Linked DNA regions of Homo sapiens: regions 1 and 2 are each linked to region 3. The links are chromatin contacts, found by Hi-C or POLR2A ChIA-PET in ENCODE. All regions are on one chromosome and are shown on one strand. Each heading gives the region's core, a stretch centred on a gene start or an enhancer-like site at or near the end of the contact. The rest is flanking DNA. Distances are from core to core; before and after follow the strand shown. Region 1 has its middle 58 kb from the start of LINC01488. Region 2 has its middle 17 kb from the start of LINC02747. Region 3 has its middle 25 kb from the start of SMIM38.

What was found. Hi-C counts contacts between places; a loop is a spot of excess contacts on that map. ChIA-PET counts read pairs that join two places held with the same protein, here RNA polymerase II (POLR2A). Pooled maps may share reads with other maps.
Region 1: a map of ascending aorta shows a loop between it and region 3 (2.5-fold over the local background). The contact joins two enhancer-like sites. A Hi-C loop is called at or near these places in 1 of 168 maps with a recorded cell type or tissue (ascending aorta) and 9 of 50 pooled maps. POLR2A ChIA-PET finds 5 or more read pairs at or near these places in 1 of 52 experiments (activated T-cell).
Region 2: a map of mammary epithelial cell shows a loop between it and region 3 (3-fold over the local background). The contact joins two enhancer-like sites. A Hi-C loop is called at or near these places in 1 of 168 maps with a recorded cell type or tissue (mammary epithelial cell). POLR2A ChIA-PET finds 5 or more read pairs at or near these places in 1 of 52 experiments (activated CD4-positive, alpha-beta T cell).

What each region holds. Positions count from the first base shown.
Region 1 is chr11:69,537,978-69,541,884 of GRCh38, reverse strand. No RefSeq gene overlaps it. Among named protein-coding and RNA genes, the nearest start is that of LINC01488, 58 kb to the right of the region's middle. RefSeq lists a cis regulatory region at 2,464-2,467 and enhancers at 2,390-2,534, 2,553-3,213. Within about 2 kb of position 1,629, at least 15 of the 41 ENCODE cell types and tissues checked have a DNase peak (open chromatin) inside an H3K27ac peak, as active enhancers do; they include ascending aorta, where a contact is called at or near this core.
Region 2 is chr11:69,461,524-69,465,219 of GRCh38, reverse strand. No RefSeq gene overlaps it. Among named protein-coding and RNA genes, the nearest start is that of LINC02747, 17 kb to the left of the region's middle. RefSeq lists enhancers at 802-1,535, 3,380-3,696. Within about 2 kb of position 1,481, at least 7 of the 41 ENCODE cell types and tissues checked have a DNase peak (open chromatin) inside an H3K27ac peak, as active enhancers do.
Region 3 is chr11:69,129,289-69,133,012 of GRCh38, reverse strand. No RefSeq gene overlaps it. Among named protein-coding and RNA genes, the nearest start is that of SMIM38, 25 kb to the left of the region's middle. Within about 2 kb of position 1,257, at least 11 of the 41 ENCODE cell types and tissues checked have a DNase peak (open chromatin) inside an H3K27ac peak, as active enhancers do; they include ascending aorta, where a contact is called at or near this core.

The DNA.
Region 1 (3,907 bases), core at 380-2,879, 410 kb before region 3:
GTGACCTCCTAAGAGGCTTTCCTTGACCCCCTCCCCACTGCCCATCATAAGCAGGAGGCTGATTTGTGCCAACTTCCTGTGAACCTGAATACTACCGGGACCCAGCTCAGCTTGAAATTCAAAACCCTGGAATTTCGAGAGGGTTCTCATGGTGTCCAAACATCCTCACCCTGGCAGTGGAAACCAGTCTCCACTGCAGACTGATAACTGAAAGGAAAAGCCCAGAGCGAGAGCCCAGTGGCACCAGGTCCTCACACTGGCACCAGGTCCTCACAGTGGCATGAGGTCCTCACAGTGGCACCAGGTTCTCAGGCCTCCAGAGGCCAGGCTGGCTTCCAGGAGCAGATGCAAGTGCCAGATCTCGTAGCCTGGCTTCCTTTAGGTTCCTGTTCTTGGAGCATTGCTCTGAGGCTGAGATTGAAAAAAACCAATCATGATCCCAGCTGTCCTCTGCTCTGAGGCCTGAGCTGACCCTCAGGGTTGCCCCCAGCTCCTTCTTCAGACTGGACTGGTCCCATGCCTTCCTGGGGGGCTGGAGATGCAGCCTCCCTTCCTACAGCTGTTGGTACTTCTGATGCCATGTATTAGCCAGATCACCAGACCTCTGGAGATGTGGGACCCCCATTCATCTTGTCCCTGCTCCCCATGTACTCCACCGAGAGTCCCGGTTGCCTCTCTGGGGCTCAGTTTCCTCACTTGTCTCAGGTCCAGTGAGATGTGATTGTTCCATGAATCTAAAAGTAGAACGTTCTGGTCCAAGTCGAGGCCCTGGCAAAGCTGCCTTTCCTATCTCTAATTATGTGGCTCCATGACTCACTCATCATAAACCCAAGTCCTCAAGAAATGTCTTAAGGAGGTGGAGGGTTCTCAGAATGAACCTGCCGCCTGAGCCCCCGGCCCATTGTTACATGCACCGGCGCCAGGTACCTTATTCCCACCGTAGTGGGAGCAAGTTCGATGCTAAGAATAAGAGCTAGAGCGACGCTTTGCCTCCGGGGTTTCAGTGGGGGCTGGGGTGTGGAACCAGGGCAGGGATTGGCTTGGGGGCTTGAGCTGCTCTGGTGGGTGGTGTCCTGGGACGCTCTTCTCCTCTCCCACGGAGGCCCTGGGATTGCTGTCTCAGTCTGTGGTGGGTTGGTGGGGGCAGGGGCGGGCAGAGAAAAGGTTTTCAAGACCCTGAACCATCACCAAGCCCAGCAACCGGCCATTGTCCCTTTAGGGGTGCAGAAGGTGGTCCTGTGTGCAGTGGCACCAGCATTGTCAGCTCAGAGAAAGCAGCCATGACCCTGTGGAGTGTGGTTGAGTTGGGGGAAGTAAGGAGAAAGTGGAGGGACGGCCAGGGTAGGTGGGGTGGGTAAGAAGCGGGGATCGGGGTGGGGCCCGGCCCCGGAGACTTTTCTCCAGCAGAACACAGAACCATAGGAGCGGTATTTTTCCTACTTCCAGGCCAAATGGGCTTGCACGGGAAGCCTGCTCCAGTTCATGGGGAGGGGATGGTCTATGGGAACCAGAGAAGCCCGCCCTGCACCCAGCGGCCGCTTCCTGTAATGCGCTCTGCCCCCAGGGAATTCCCACGGAGCTGCCCAGGAGGAGCCGGGCCAGCGGGCAGCTGGGCCTTCCTGCCAGGCCAATGCCAGGGTGAGTTCCAGCGCCTGTGTCATTCTGCCGCCCAGGCTGGGCAGTGGCAGGCGCGTCCCTCTCCCAGGGTCTTTGTCCTTTCCCTGCCTTCCCAGGAGGGGCCAGGCCCTTGGAAAGGGGGAGGAAGACGAGGGAGAAAAGGGAGAGAAACTGGCTCCCAGCACTCAAAATAGCCATCTCCTTCTATGTGTTGATTTTCTGCTTTAAGCCAGGCTGGGGTGGAGGCCAGGAGTGGGGCCTGTGACGCTGATTTTCAATTCCTCCTGTGAGATTCCAGTCAGGTGGCACTCAAGCAGAGACTTCCTCCCTTCTGAGACAGGGAAGTGCCTCCGTGGAGGGGAGGGGCCTCAGTTCTGCAGAGGAGCCTGGGGTGCTGAGGGGGTGTGGGTGCCGAGATGGGTGGTAGAGGGGTGGCCCTGCAGATACAGGGTCTTACTCACATGCACTGCTGCAGCGTCCTCGCCCAGGGGGGCTTCGGGCCCTCAGGGGCAAATTCTGGCAAGTTTGTAAGTTTAATTTTTTCAGTGGATGAGGCATTCACGTGGTTACAAAACCTAAAAGTAGGCAATGAAGGGAAGCCACAGCTCCCTCGGTCCCCTGCGGCTGAGAGGCTGTGGGCACCGGCACACGCCGTCTTACCTCTCCCTTCTATATCCCGCTGTGGCAAATGCTGCCTCACTCTTGGGCACGCTGCTTCCTCATGCCACTGTCTAACCAGGTTTTTGGAGCCTTCCAGAATTCTGGGGCCTGAGAAGTCTCCTTTCCTTCCCATCTCTTTCCCTCTCCCTTCCCTTCCCTCTTCCTTCCCTTCCCTTCCCTTCCCTTCCCTCTTTCCTTCCTTCCTTCTGACTAACTGGCTGTGAGTGGCTTTGTTGAGTGGGTGCCTGACAGGAAAGAGAAAGTGACTTTTTGGAGGCCTCAAAGATGAAATCAGGGAATCCAGGGGCCTGCTGCTGGATCTGATGGTGGGGCCTGGTTGGGAAGGCTCGGTGCACTGTGGGCTGCAGGTGCTGGCACCAGGCAAGTCGGAGGCTGCCCCTCCCGTCCTTTCACTGCAGCTGGCCTGAAGCCCCTGGCTCGGTCCCCCGCCACGTTCTCAGCAGCGGGTGGCCTGTGAGCCAGGGCCCATCATCCCTGATGCTATTCCGCTTACTGGCGAAAGCAGAGGTCTGGGTTTTGGGTCCACCATAGCTCAGAGCCTCAGGTCCTCACCCAAGGCCTCAGTCCCCTAGCCTGGCCCACAGGCAGGAGTCTGGCTTGAAGCAGAGCCCTGACCAATCCACCTCCTCTGCCCACATTCTCTTGCTGGATGGCTGCCATCCACATGAGAGGGGCTGGGCATGTCCTGCCAGGGCTTCCTCCTGCCCACTCCAGCCCTGCTGCAGGCCCTGATCTCCAGGAGGAAAAGGCAGCCTGGGTACCTTTCCAACAGAGGCATTGCTTCCTTCCTCCCTCCGTCCCTCCCTCCCTCCCTCCCTTCCTTCCTTCCTTCCTTCCTTGAATTAACTGGCCCTGAGTGGCTCCACTGAGTGGGTGCCGGAGAGAGACAGCATTGACTATGACATGTCACTTGTCCTGGGGGAGGATGATTGGGGGTGGGGGACAGCTATGTCAACTGTCAGTGATCAAGACCCAGGACAATGTGAGAAACCAGCCAGGGGAGACTTGGGACAAGGTCAGGAGGGTTGGCGTTGGGGGCGAGTCCTAAAGAGTAACAGAAAGGACTTAATCAGACACAGTTGGGGTGTAGCCTCGGAGCTGCTCAGCTCATGGCCCCTCCCAGCAACCCTGCCTTGTGGCTGCTGGTCCCTGGGTCCCTGCTTTACAGCTGAGGACCCTCTGTGGTGGCTCAGCTGGAGGTGCCAGAGCCAGACTCTGCCTGCGTCCCCCAGCTTTGGTCAACTTGGGTCAGGTTCCCCAGCTGCAGAGTTGAGGCCCCCCAGTTCCAGCCCATCTCCTTTCTGCACGTGTCTTCATCAAGCCTTGACTTTGAGAACCACCGGCTGAAAGCAGCCCCTTTGCTCTCAATGCTCCCTAAGCAGTGGCCCTGCCGAGTCCCTGCTCTGCTGGGGTCAGGACCATCTAGACCAAGGAAGGAGGAAGTGACTTTTTGGTGGCCTCAAAGATGAAATCGGGGATCCAGGGATGCAGGAGGCCTTTCTTTAGAGGAGTGAGGGGCAGGAGGGAAGCAGATTTATGCCCTCGGAAATCAGCTCGGGAAGAAGACTGGTAGGGGCTGGGCACTGGGGGTTCTGGAGCCACATCCCCC
Region 2 (3,696 bases), core at 232-2,731, 330 kb before region 3:
ATCCCATGCTCCTTGTAAATTCAAAGGCAGGGTGTGTTTTCCTTTTCACATTGGCTGCCGGGGAACTCAGAGTCAATTTTACTACTACATCACACAGTACACATTGAGGACTTAGGGCATATATTTTGACTTCTGCTTCATCTTATGTTTTCCTCACCTACTAAAAATCACATTGTATTGTGTGCATTTTTGTAATTTTGTAAGCCTCCTAGAATCTTCTTTTTGTGACAAAGTAGGTACGTAAAGTCACAAATCCACAAATAAAAGACAGGCTTCTTTTCTCTAGTTGCTCTTTGGTTGCAGAGTTGTTAGCTCCTCTCTCTTTGCATACGGCGCTGCTCCGGCCCCACCCATCACCCACTCAGCAGTGGCTCCAGCACAGCTCCATCTCCCACAGCCCCTGGCTGGGCCTCCCGGTGGTCTGTGGGCTCCTGGTCCCATCACATGGAGGACTTCACCCTGCCCTCTCCCCAGTCCTCCCTCTTTCGGAAACCTTTCCTGGTGAGACTTGCTGCCAGGTAGAGCCACACCTATGTTGTTTCATGGCTTAGTGGCAGTTGGTCCACAAAACTCTCCCTTCCACCCAATGGCAAGGTTCAGGTTGGTAGCAGCCCACTCTTATTTCTCTCTGTACCCCCCGGGTGGGGTCCCAGGCACAGGGCATGAGCCCTGTGGGGCACCAGGGAGTTGTCTGCTGAGCGGCTTCAGAGTCTCCAAGAGGCTGTGTCCCTCAAAAGTCGGTTCTATGCTGGGTGGGGGACTGTGGGCAGCCTGGCAACCCCAGGTGTGGTGGGATTGATGATGCTCCCAGATGGCACAGGTTATGAACTGTCCTGGCTCCACCCGGGCCCTGCTGCTTAGGAGCTGTGTGACTCCGGGTGACTTCCTTGCCCTCTCCGTGCCTTCCTTTTCTCATAAACAAAATGGGTAAAGAGAGTAGGCTTTTTATGGGGAGAGAACAAGAAAGGGCAGATAAAGCCCAGGGAACCAGCGCAGCCTCTGCTACCCTTAGGATTCTGCAGGGGCAGAAGACTCTCTGCTCCTTAGAGGCTGGGCAGGCAGAGGCCCCTGGGGTTGTCTGTACTCCAGGAGTGGGAATAGCCACAGGCTGAGACAAATTGCAGAATGGTCTCGGGAACCAGGCGCCTGCTGTGTGCCGGGGCCAGCCACAGATCCCTGCGGGGCCTCTGTTTCCCCACCTGCCCTGCTGGGGGGAGTGGGACTGGCCCTGCAGGAGGGTGAGGCTGAGGCCAGAAGGGAAGAAGTGAAGCCTTGAAGCTGTGCCGGCCCCCAGCAGCTGGCCTGTGTGTGATGATTTGGGGCGGGGGGATGGCTCTGGGGGTTTCTGGCTTCAGCCCTCTAGGCTTCCCCTCCTGGTGCCCAGCCTGACCTCTGTTGTGGAGGACCAGGCTCCTAGTCTGGAACCCCAGAAGCCAGCGTGGACCCGGGTCCGCCACTGAACTGGAGGCAGGCTGGCCTGGCCCTGAGCTGTTAGCTGTCGGGGCAGCTGGCTCCAGAGGTTGTTGCCATGGAAACCCAGACTGATGTTCTCCTAAACAGCTCAATTATTTGTGGTTTTTCTGTTGAAGATCCCAGCTAAGCAGGCCAGGACGGTGGCTGGGGTGGGATGGGGGCTGCAGGGCTGCTCAAGGAGGGAGTCCCCTGAGAAGGCCCTCAGCCCTGCCTTAGCCAATCCTTAGGGAAATGGTCCAAAGTCACTGAGATTTTGGGAGAGGGAGGAAGGGTGTGTTTGGAAAAAATGTGCTGAGGTCATCAGGCTTGTTTCCAGAAAAGCTTCTGTGGGAGGGTGTGGGTCCAGCATGCTCCTTAGAAGGAACTGGGGAGGTTTCCCACCAGCCACGGTGCCTGTGCCCAGCCCCACCGGCTGGCATTCGGTGCGGGTGAACTCAGAGAGGTGCCCCATGGGGCACTCAGCCCATGTGCAGGACACGGGGCCATGGCTTCCCCCACTCGTCCATCCCAGCTTTGCCTCTGGGTGCTCATGTGATCTACAGCTCCCCTCGCCTCTCAGAACCTCAATTTCCTCATCTGTAAATGGGAACAGCTTTCCTTGCCCGGCTTTCGGGTGGGGGAGAAGGTCTGAGCTAAGGGGTTCTGCAAGCTATTCAGCAGCCCCTTCTGAGGGACTGGGATGTCCCATGGGGAAGCAGGTATTTGGGGATAAGAGGAATTGTGCAGTGTCCTCAGATCCAAGACACACAGCTGTTTTGGTTTTCAGAAAAGAAACTGGAACCAGACATATCGAGACCTGGGTACCTTGCTGCTGGACCATACAGCAGAGGCTGCGGAAAGCATGCTGTCAGGAATGAGCACAGCAGTGAATCGCACGGGCTGGGGCCCCACACTGCTGGCTTGGAAGATTCTTTGGCTCTTGAGCAACTGGTGTGGCCATGGATGTCTGGGGCCGGGTCCAGGCCAGACACTACGGGTCCCACGTTCGTCCTGTCCACATGAACCCAGGGAAGGTTGATGGGTGACTGGCACGTGCAGTGATGGGCTCACAAATGGCAACGTCTCTTGGAAAATCTTCTAGCAGGAAGGAGGGGAGGAAAGAAAGTTTAAATGGCACAAAAGCAATTCTGCACATTCTAGGCAAGGAGAGCAAATAACACCCACAAGGCGCCACTCCCCTCTCATGCGCCGGCAGACACAGCTAATTGATGACAGAGTTCTTTCCTCCAGCGTCTAGACTCTCCCTCCCAAATCATCCTCAGCCCAGCAACCCTGGCCAACACCCGGCAACCAGGTTTGCACATGAGACAGACCCTTCTCTGCTATCCCTGGGCCAGGTGCTGCCCCTCAGCATCAGTGTCTGCAGATGGTCCCCAGCCTCCAGTGGGTGTAGAGCTGGTGCCGTTCCCATCGACAGCAGCCATGCTGTCACTGTGCGGGTTATCCATGCTCTGGCCTCCCCTGGGCTGAGCGTCCCTCTGCCCTCCCAGCCAGCTGGACTCACCAGTGAGTCTGCATAGAGCTGCTTTTCTCAAGCTCTGTGCCCGGGAATCCTGCAGATTCATACTCTGCAGACTTGGAGCTAGCCTCAGATCCTACCTCTCAAACCAGCTCCCCAGGCAATGCCACTGTTGCTGGTTGGAGAACCACACTGGGAACAGCAAGGGTTCAGACAACACTGAAATAATGAAACAGGGGTGAAGAGAATGGAAGAAGAAAAATGCCAGACACCATAGAATGGAGCCAAGGCTTGCATTTTGATTGGATGAGATGTTTTTCCATCCATGCTGAAGAACCAGGATCTAGAGAAAGCTGCAGGGCCATGCTCCTTCCCCTTTTCAGAAATGCGCTGGGCTTTTCTCCTTCTCTGTACTTCCAGACTCCAGTTGCTACAAGGGAGAAGAACAGTGGGTGAGGTTTGTTCCCCTGAAAACAGTCACTCCCTTTGGATGGCCTGGGGAGGGCTGGGCCGGCTCAGGGCGAGGTTTCCATCTCCCACTCCGGGCTGGAATCAGCCTTCTCCTGTGGCTATCCAGGCTTCTTACCCTGAGGACCCATTCCCTTTTCCAGTGGGGGAATCGTGACCTGGGGGGTGTGTGCACCTCTGGGACTCTGGCAATCTGCTGCAAATACATTGTTCCATTTACTCTGGTTGCATAACAAAACACCCCAAACTTAGTGGCATAAACCACCCTTTGTTATGCTCACAGATTCTGTGGCTCA
Region 3 (3,724 bases), core at 8-2,507:
ACATGCTGGAAAACCACAGGAATAAAAACCAGGTCATTGGTTTCTAGGGGCTGGGGTGGGGGCAGGCGTTGACGGCCAAGGGGCAGCATTGAGGGACTTCTGGGAGACAGCGCTGTACTATGCCTGGACTACAGTGGTCGTTGCACGATTGTGTCTTTGTCAGAAGTCACCAAACTGTAAAAAGAGCCACTTTTGCTGTGTGCTAATTATGGCTCAATAACACTCCACCCAAAAAAAAAAAAAATCACTTCACTCTCCTCATCATTGAAAGTAATGACATTGAAGGAAGAGGAGCAACACTCTTTACGTGGCAGAAATGGTGCTGAACAACCAAGGAGCTGCATTCCCTGTGGTCAGGTACCCAGGGGGCCCTGGGTTCTCTCCATTTTACAGATGAGTAAACGGAGGTCTGGAGGTGCCAGGTCACCCAGTGCCACCCAGGGAGGCTGGAATGGAGTTGGGACTTCCACCCAGGCCTGACTGCAGCATCACCCCCCAAACCACTAAGGCTGTCCTGAGAGAGACCTTGGGGATCAGCAAGCCAGCCTCCTCCTCCCGTTTTCCGGAGGAAAGCATGAGGCTTCAGGGGGCCCGACCCATCCAGGCTCACGAAGAGAGGGACAGAATCAGAATCTGGAGGGAGCCAGGTCTCATTTGTCAGCAAACGCCTTCCTACGACAACCTTGGGAATAGAAAAGACCCCAAGACATGACAGGAACGAGATCCGAGGCCACGTGCAACACAGGTGCACCAGGGTAAGCCCCGCCCCTACCCTCAGGGAGCTTCCAGCCCCATCTGGCACAAGGTCACCTCCCAGACCCTGGGCAAGTGGCAGCCCAGACACACCCAGGAGTACAAACACCTCTCCACAGTCCCCTCCTGGGACACTGGGCCCCTGAGGATGATGGAAGCTGCGGGTTCCCCATGGGGGCTCTGGGGTTACAGCAGGGAGGGAGGGGGACCCATGACATGCCTTAGGCCTGTCCAGGAGGGATTCCAGCCCCAGGGAGAAGGCAAAGACAGGAACGCCGTTTCCAAGCCGGAGAAGCAGTGAGAGTCCACACCGCGTTTCCCGGTCTGCAGGGAAAGGCAACAGCTGGTGGGTGGGTCAGAAACCAGACCTTTCTGGGCTGGCTTCAGGACCTCTACACCCCACCTCGGTTCTGACCAACAGTTATGGGAGTCAGAAAATGCAAGTGCTCAGCTCTTTAGCCCAGGAATTCCCAGCCAGCAGGCAAAGCCCTCGGGAACACACGTGCAAGATGCCCCACCTAGAGGCAGGAATGTGGCTGAGGCATTTGCACCATTAGGCAGGTCTGAATACCTGAGGAGGAGAGCTGCTCCCTCAGCGCTTCCCACCCTAGCTTCCCATCATGGCTGGGCCACCTACCAGCTTCTCTGTGCCTCAGTTTCCTCATCTGGGAATTGTGGATTGCAATCCTATCTACACCCCAGTCTCTAATGGAGATAGTGTATGCAAAGTACATCTACGTAGGCCTGACACACAGCTAGTAGCCGTGTGGCAGCCAGCCCAGGGTTGTTCTTGGGAACATGGGACAGCCCACTGCCTGGAAATTTGGTGGCTCTAGGATTGGCCAGACATCTTCTGTGGAAAACCAGGCGGCCCATGCTAAGACACGGTGGCCCATCGAGATATCGCAGTCTGGGAACCTTTCCGGGCCACCCCTGGGCAGCTCGGACAGTGCCAGGGACCTTGGCCAGCTCATGCCTAGAGGCTCCCCTGCCAGGCTGCCTGCACCCTCCTCGAGCAAGGCCTGGCCTAGATGCACAGACACCCAGAGGGAAGGGGCTCCGGGACAGCAGAGGTTGGGGACAGCCTTCTGAGCCTCTGTTTAGGACCAGCACGATGCTAAGAGGACCTCCAGGACAAGAGCCGGCAGGGACCACAAGCCAACAGGCCTCTGACATCACCAGGCCTCCAAAGTCAGGAATAGATAAAATACATCGAAACACGGTCACAGGGGAACACAATGCTGGGGAGGACACCCTCTGAAGGAAGGAGGGCTCGGCTCTTTTGAAACATGGATGGAAAACTCCAGAAGACAGATATCCTTATTTATGAGGTGCCCCGATCCCTGAGCAGGCAGTAGAACCGGCCAGCCCTCGAGGCCCCCCACTGAGCTTCTGCAAGCTGCATTTCCTGGGCTTCTGCAAGCTGCATTTCCTGGGCTTCTGCAAGCTGCATTTCCTGGGCTTCTGCAAGCTGCATTTCCTGAGCTTCTGCAAGCTGCATTTCCTGGGCTTCTGCAAGCTGCATTTCCTGGGATCGGATAGCACTTCCTCCCCGACTCCCTGGGAGCATCCTCTACAGTGGGGAGCCTGAGTTAACAGAGGCGGCCGCTGAGGCTTATGGAAGTCATGTTCCCTCTCAAGGCCACACAGCCAGACATGGCAGAGCCAGGACTGGAACGTAAGATTCTGATTCCAGTGCTCCATCTCTTTCCCTGGCCCGCCTCCCTGCACATGCAGATTCCACCTACCTAGCAAACCCCCACACCCACTCTCATCACGCCATCAAGGCCCCCACCCAGGAATGGCAAGGTTCATCACCTTGAAGGAACACTTAGATTCCTTCTTCCATTTAAAAAAATTATTTTATTATTATTATTATTATTATTGAGACAGGGTCTTACTCTGTCATCCAGGCTGGAGTGCAGCAGCACAATCTCAGCTCACTGCGGCCTTGAACCTCCCAGGGTTCAAGCAATTCTCCCATCTCAGCCTCCCTAGTAGCCAGGACCACAGGCATACACCACCACACCTGGCTAATTTTTGTATTTTTTGTAGAGAGATGGTCTCACTATGCTGCCCAGGCTGGTCTCAAACTCCTGGCCACATGTGATCCACCTGCCTAGCCCTCCCAAAGTGCTGAGACTGCAGGTATAAGCCACTGCACCCTGCAAAGAATTCTATTGATCTAACTATGCCGGAGTAGAGACAGATCAATATTATACATTGTATTATTTCCTGGGCCCGCCATAACCAATTACCACAGGTGGCTCAGAATTGTGGGAATTATTCTCTCACAGCTCTGGAGGCAGAAATCCAAACTCAAGGTGTCGGCTGGGCTGGGTCCGCTGAAGGCTCTCAGGGAGGGTCCTTCCTTGCCCCTGCCAGCTTCTGCTGGTTCCTGGCGTTCCCTGGCTTATGGCCGCATCCCCCCAACCTCTGCTTCCATCGGCACATGGTCTTCCCGGCCTGTGTCTCTGGATCTCTTCTTCTTATGAGGATACCAGCCATGGGGTCAGGGCCCACCCTGCTCCAGAACTACCCCCTCTTCACTTGACTACATCTGCAAAGACCCTATCTCCAAAGAAGGTCATATTCTGAGGCTCCAAGTGGATGTGAATTTTGTGGGGATTTTTTTTTTAGTTAACACATAATAACGTACATATTCATAGGGCACATGTGATATTTCAATACATGTATATGATCCCATTTCAACAAGTAACGATCACAGCAGGTGACTGGTATGTCCATCGCCGCAAACATGTATCTCTTCTTTACGTTGGGAACATTCTGATTCTTCTCTTCTAGCTATTTTGAAATATATAATAAATTATTAACTGTAGTCCCCCTACTGTGCCATAGAACACTAGAGCTCATTCCTTCTGCCCAACTGTAATTTTGTACCCATTTACCAATCTCTCCCTATTCCCCTCTCCCCGTCACCCTTCCCATTCCCTGGTCCCCAGGCTCATCC